2 separate regions of the Homo sapiens genome follow, and region 2 is linked to region 1. Evidence: chromatin loops called from intact Hi-C (ENCODE). Cell type or tissue: CD4-positive, alpha-beta T cell. All regions are shown on one strand. Each heading gives the region's core, and the rest is flanking DNA. Links, peaks and the distances in the headings are about the cores only. Region 1 has its middle 280 kb from the start of MYT1L. Region 2 has its middle 360 kb from the start of MYT1L.

The links. A loop is a pair of places that touch in the nucleus more often than their neighbours do. Peaks named below come from ENCODE experiments on the same cell type or tissue, not always from the same donor. Only the 100,000 strongest peaks of a DNase experiment are listed, where the experiment ranks them.
Region 2: it touches region 1 in a loop (3-fold over the local background); 2 of 110 quality-filtered maps call a loop at or near these places.

The regions. Positions count from the first base shown.
Region 1 is chr2:2,611,992-2,614,906 of GRCh38, reverse strand. No RefSeq gene overlaps it. Among named protein-coding and RNA genes, the nearest start is that of MYT1L, 280 kb to the right of the region's middle. In CD4-positive, alpha-beta T cell, for the core only: no CTCF peak of the experiment used is centred there; a DNase peak (open chromatin) is centred at 1,346; H3K4me3 peaks cover 1,016 bases; H3K27ac peaks cover 682 bases.
Region 2 is chr2:2,685,765-2,688,679 of GRCh38, reverse strand. No RefSeq gene overlaps it. Among named protein-coding and RNA genes, the nearest start is that of MYT1L, 360 kb to the right of the region's middle. In CD4-positive, alpha-beta T cell, for the core only: no CTCF peak of the experiment used is centred there; no DNase peak of the experiment used is centred there; H3K4me3 peaks cover 351 bases.

The DNA.
Region 1 (2,915 bases), core at 95-2,594:
TTTGATAGTTTCGTAGGTTTGCTGCACTCCATCTTCTGTCCTTGCACACAAACTGAAATCAACGACAAAAACATAACCCCCGAGGAGGCGCCCACAGGAACACAGCTTAGGAAGCATGCCGTGGCCCTGCTGAACCCTGGGGAGCAAGAAGGAAGAAGAGGTCGACCTTGTCCCTTGCTCCTCCAAGCAACTCCCAGCTGTGCAGAGCCTCAGCCTGTCTTAGAGAAGCAGCTGGAGGCTGTCTCTCTTTGGGGTACAGCAGTTCCCTAAAGCCCAAGCCTTCCTGACTAGCACAGGCTCCGTGTTCTGGGTGGTCTCAGGAGTCTTCTGCCGGGCTTGGAGAGACTTAACAGAGACAGCACTGAGCCCCAGCTCGAACGACTGCCTGTGGGCTGAGGAAATCCTCAGAAGGCAGGAGCCAGGCTGAGGATACTGATTAGTAGTTCAGACATTCAGGCCTGGGGATGGATGTAGTCACAGCCTCTCAGCTAGCTAGTGTAAAAACCTTCTCTGTAAACAATGTCACCACCGGGAGGAGATTCTCTCCCGGAGAAGGGGATATGCATACATGCACATGTTTGAGCACTGGTACTCACACACTTGCATTTACAAGGACTTGTAGCCCTTGTCGTGCACCACAGCCACCTCCTGGTCACTGACCTGGGCCCCAGCCAGGAGGGTCCTATGCTTGGCTTCAGTCTCTGCTGTCACCATCTTGAAATCCCTCTTTATTTATTTTATTATTATTTTTTTAATGCAAGTGCTCACTCACACACTTGGATTTACATGCACAAGAGTACAGATGCATATGCGCACATCCCAAATTAAAGGCGTCCAGAGATTGAAATGACACTGGCTAGCTGTTCTAGATGCAAAGTGAACACAATCTGTGACGCCCCCTAAAACAAAAACTGACTGTCCATACATTGCCACATTATATAAGAATTCCGCTTGCCATAAGGCTGGTGGAGCCATGTCTTAAAATGCGTGCTGTGCTCTCTTTAAAACTGTCAGAGGATTTGCATGCCTGCAGCAGCACAGTCAGCTTCAGAGCATCGTCATTACCCTCCAGAGAAGCAGGCATCTTTTCTGTTGCAGCGGTGCTGCCGTTTTGGTGGCCAGAATAGTCTTCTCCCACCGCCCCTCCCACCCCCGCCCCTCAGAGCACCCTCTGCACCCTCATAGACCCTTGTTTATGCACAGAACAAGCAGAGCACAGGTGAGGGCTAGAGGCCGCGCGCGGCACGTAGGGGGTTGTTGATGACGCCCGCTACTCCGGTGCATGCTGGGGATTGTAATTCACGCCCGTGACGCCAGGCAGGCGCAGCCCTGGTGCAGTGCATCCTGGGGATTGTAGTTTACGCTTGCTACTAAGGGCGGTCGCAGTGCATGCTGGGGATTTAGTGCGCCCTGGCACCATCTTGCTTGCATTCTGGGTAGAGTCATGGGGTTTGGGGCGGTGTCCTCAGTGCGCAGAGCGGCTTAAATCAGAGGCTGAGCCCGGCGCTTCCATATCACGCTGTACTCTAGCTAAGGACTGGGAAGCAAGTCTATCCAAGGCTCCTTCATGTAACCACGCGGCAGTTGGCAGGCACTAGTCCTAGACAACTGAGTTCTCCCTGAAGAAGAGTTAAAGCAAAATAAAAACTCACAAAAAGGAAAACAACACGAATAAAAAGAACTAGCATGGGACCTAAAGGACGTTGCTGAACAAGGAAAAGAGCCCATCAGGTAGAAGACCCAGAGGAACACCAGGCCTCTGAAAACTATTTCTGAACCTAAAATAAAGATATTTAGAAAACTGTTTAGGATCTTTCTTTAAAAAAATAATAATAATAATTTTAGTTTTAATGATTGACAAATGAAAATGAAATACGTGTATGGTGTGCAAAATGACGTTTTAATATATGTATACATTGTGGAATGAATAAATCAGGCTAATCAATATCCACTACCTCACATACTTTGTGTGTGTACCTTGCGAACATTGAAAATGTAGTCTTAGCAATTTTCAAGTATGCAATACATGTTAATATATTAATAATATAATTAATATAGTTAATGATTAACTATAATCACCGTGTTATACAATAGATCTCCTCAGCTTATTCCTCCTAATGACAATTTTGTATGCTTTGATCAGCCTCTCCCCATGCCTCCCTGCATTTCCCTCTGCCAGGATAACCACCATTCTACTCTCTTCTATGAGTTTGATTTTTTTGGATTCTCTATAAAACTGAGGTCATGCAGGATCTGTCTCTCTGTTTCTGGCTTATTTTACTGAGCTTAATGTCCTCCTAGGTCATCCACATTGTCACAAATGATAGGATTTCCCCATTGTGTTAAGGCTGAATAGTATTCCATTGTGTATATATGCTACCTATTCTTTATCCATTTACCTGTTGATAGGTACTTGGGTGGATTCCATATCTTGGCTGTTGTAAATAATACTGCAGGGAGCATGGGAGTTCGGTCTGTCTTTGACATACTGATTCCATTTCCTTTGTATATAGCCAGAAGGTGAAATGCTGAATCATATGGCAGCTCTACTTAACTTCTTGAGGAGCTTCCATACTGCATTCCATAATGGCTGCACTAATTTACGTATCCATCAACAACGCAAGATTCTCTTTCCCCACATCCTCCCATATCCTTGTTACCTCTTGCCCTTTTGATAACAGGCATCGTAACAACAGGTATGAGGTGATATTTTATTGTGGTTTTAATTTGCATTTCCCTGATGATTAGTAATGTTGAGCATTTTCTCATACACCTGTTGGCCATTTGTAGCCTTATTTTGAGAAATGTCTTTTCAGGTTCTTTGCCCATTTTTTAATCAGGTTTGTTGTTTCCTTAGTATGGAGTTTTTTTGAGTTTCTTGTGTATTTTAAATATTAACTGTTTATCAGAGGTAT
Region 2 (2,915 bases), core at 240-2,739, 74 kb before region 1:
CCCAGTTGTGTGCCCGGTTCACTAAGGACAGACCTGTGATGTGTCTGGGTCTCCCTCACACTGAGAAACCGAGAGAAAGTAGGATATCAAATCACCAATGGGAAGAATGAGAGAAATTGTCCAAAACCAGCACAGGCAGCCTAAAGTTCATCAGCCCCGTGAGTGTGGTGGGGCTGGGAAGAGGCTTGCGTTCGTGGCCAGGGATGTCAAGAGAGGCCCTACATAGGGAGGAAGCAGGTGAGAGGAGCTGCCAGGAGGTTTCCTGTCACCTGTCAGTCATCCACGGCTGGTAACAAATGACCACAATGCAGTGGCATAAACAGTATTTATGATCTTGTAGTTCCTGTGGGGCAGGAGTCAGAGCTCAGGTTAGCAGGGGCTTTGGTTCTGGTCTCACAAGGCTGCAATTAAGACGCTGACCAGGGTGCATTCCCCTCTAGAAGCTCGACTGTGAAAGAATCCACCTCCATGCTCACATAGGTGGTTGCAGAATCCATCTCCTAGTGTTTGCAGGATCACTGGCCCCAGGTCCTTGCTGTCCATCATTTGGAGGACACCCTCAGTTCCTCGAGGTCATTCTCAGCTCCTAGAGGTCATCCGCAGTTCCTTGCTGGCAGGTCTTTCTTGCTTCATCAAGCCAGCAAGGAGAACCTCCAGTGTGAGTCTCCTGGAGAGGCGGCATCCAGGGTAGTGCAGTGTGATCACAGGCATGGTGTCCCTAACCCCTGCAACTGGCACATTCTGCTGAGTAGAAACCAGCCGCAGGTCCCATCCACCCTCACAGGGGAGGAGAGGCTGCCAGGGTGACAGTGCCAGGAGGGGACTGCCAGGACCCCCTTAAAGCCTGGGCTCCAATCCTGACAAACGTCCATCCTCAGGACATGCAATTCTAACTCTCATAGTTAGGTTTTCAGTTGCAATAATATATTTTAAAATATCAAGCTTCTTTTGAGTTTTACTCCTAAAAAATCTGAATAACCTCTTTTAATCTAAACAATTTTTCCTGCTAATTGTTAGTTTTATTCTACTAAAATTTGTCCAGTAGCATGTTTTCATGCACCATGTAAAGACAATTTTTTGAAGAGGACTCTCTCTCCCATAAGCTCCTGATCAGCTGGGGGTGACAGGACATCAAGGAGCTGTTTGTTCCCCCAGGATCCTGCCTCTGTCTCCAAGGCTGGGAGGTAGGTGGGGCCTCTCGAAGGCCTGCTGAGGAGGGAGGCGGGCCTGTGGGCTTGAGTGGTTGGCAGAGTGCGGGGGGTGGGGGGCCTGAGACGGATACATCAAACTGTGGGTCATTTATCTGTACTAATTATGTCATCAGAAATGCAGGTGAAAAAGGATGCATGAAGATAGTTTATTTTTATTTTTTAGTTTAAGTTCCAGGATACATGTGCAGAGCGTGCAGGTTTGTTACATAGGTTAACGTGTGCATTGTGGTTTGCTACACCCACTGACCTGTCCTCGAAGTTCCCTCACCTCGCCCTCCATCCCCCAGCAGGCCCTGGTGTGTGTTTATAAGGATGATTTCCTTCTCCCTAGCAAGACTTCCATGTGACAGGTGGAGGCCTCTTCCCACGGCCAGGCCCCTGCTTGCAGCTCTTCTCACTCCTGGCTCCTGCCTTCTCCAGGGCCCACGCTGGCTCCTGCATCCTCCACCTCAGTCACCCTGGGCCCCTTCCTGCAGGCACATCATGTGCTTATGTCTCTCCCACTTAAACAGCACATTAAAAAGTAAGAACAGGGCCACATGCGGTGGCTCAAGCCTGTAATCCCAGCACTTTGGGAGGCTGAGGCGGGCGGATACCCTGAGCTCAGGAGTTCAAGACCAGCCTGGGCAACATGACGAAACCCGTCTCTTCCAAAAAAAATACAAAAAAAAAAAAAGAAAAAGTAAAGTAAGAACATTTCTTGGTTCCCTTGCCCGCTCCAAGTGCTGCTTATTTCTTCTCTTCACATCCTTCCTTCCTGAAAGAATCATCTATCTTCTTCCTCTTCATCTGCTATCTCCCCTCAGATGGAGTCCCTGCCGTCCTCTCTGCCTTCCTCTTCTGTTCTTCCTTCATCCCACGTTTCCCTGAGCTCAGCGATGTCCTCTTTGATGGTAAAGGAAGCAGATACAACCCAGCCTTGGTTTTGCTTGGTCCGTCTCTGCACTGGACATAGGAGAGCTTGACCTGCCCTTTTCCTAGACCTCCCAGCTGCTCCTCTGCATCCCGTCCCTCCTGGCTGCTGCGGCTGTTTCCTTTGCAGGCTTTGGCTCCTCACGTGACCACTTCCTGTGCTCTCTCTGCATACATCTGCCACAGTTTTTATAAGTGTTCTTGTGTGATTAGACAATTCTGTTATAATATATAATTTTGCTAATGTAAAACATCAAATCTTCGTGTCTCGATGATCTCATCAGAATGAGCCTGCCTGGGTTCTCTGTGCTTTCCAGCCTCTGCTCCTCGCCCCTTTCCCTCTTCTCCGAATCCCCTTTCTAGACAACCTTCCCTAATCCCCCCAGTAGAGAATGATCCTTTCTTCTCTGAATTTTCTTCACCTTTCTATCAGACTTTCTTATGTCTTTTGTCACTTTTAACCTTGTTTTACATATTTTCATCTGTATAAGCTTCTCAGAGGCAGTGGGAGATGTATTCATCTTTGTGGCCCTATGTAAAATCTAACAAGTCATTTAAAGGGAAAGAATGTCTGCCCCACACTCTACCCCTAGAGACAGCACCTGCCCACACCTTACCCTCTATTTCCTTATGTGCAAAATGGAAATAGAACACCCATTTTTAGGTCTAATGTAATGAGGAGATAGCACACACATAGAATTACTAACATAATGTCTGGTACATTTAAGAATTCAATAGACACAGCAACTGCTATTATTATCATTAGGAACAGGAGGTAAGAATATTTGTTAA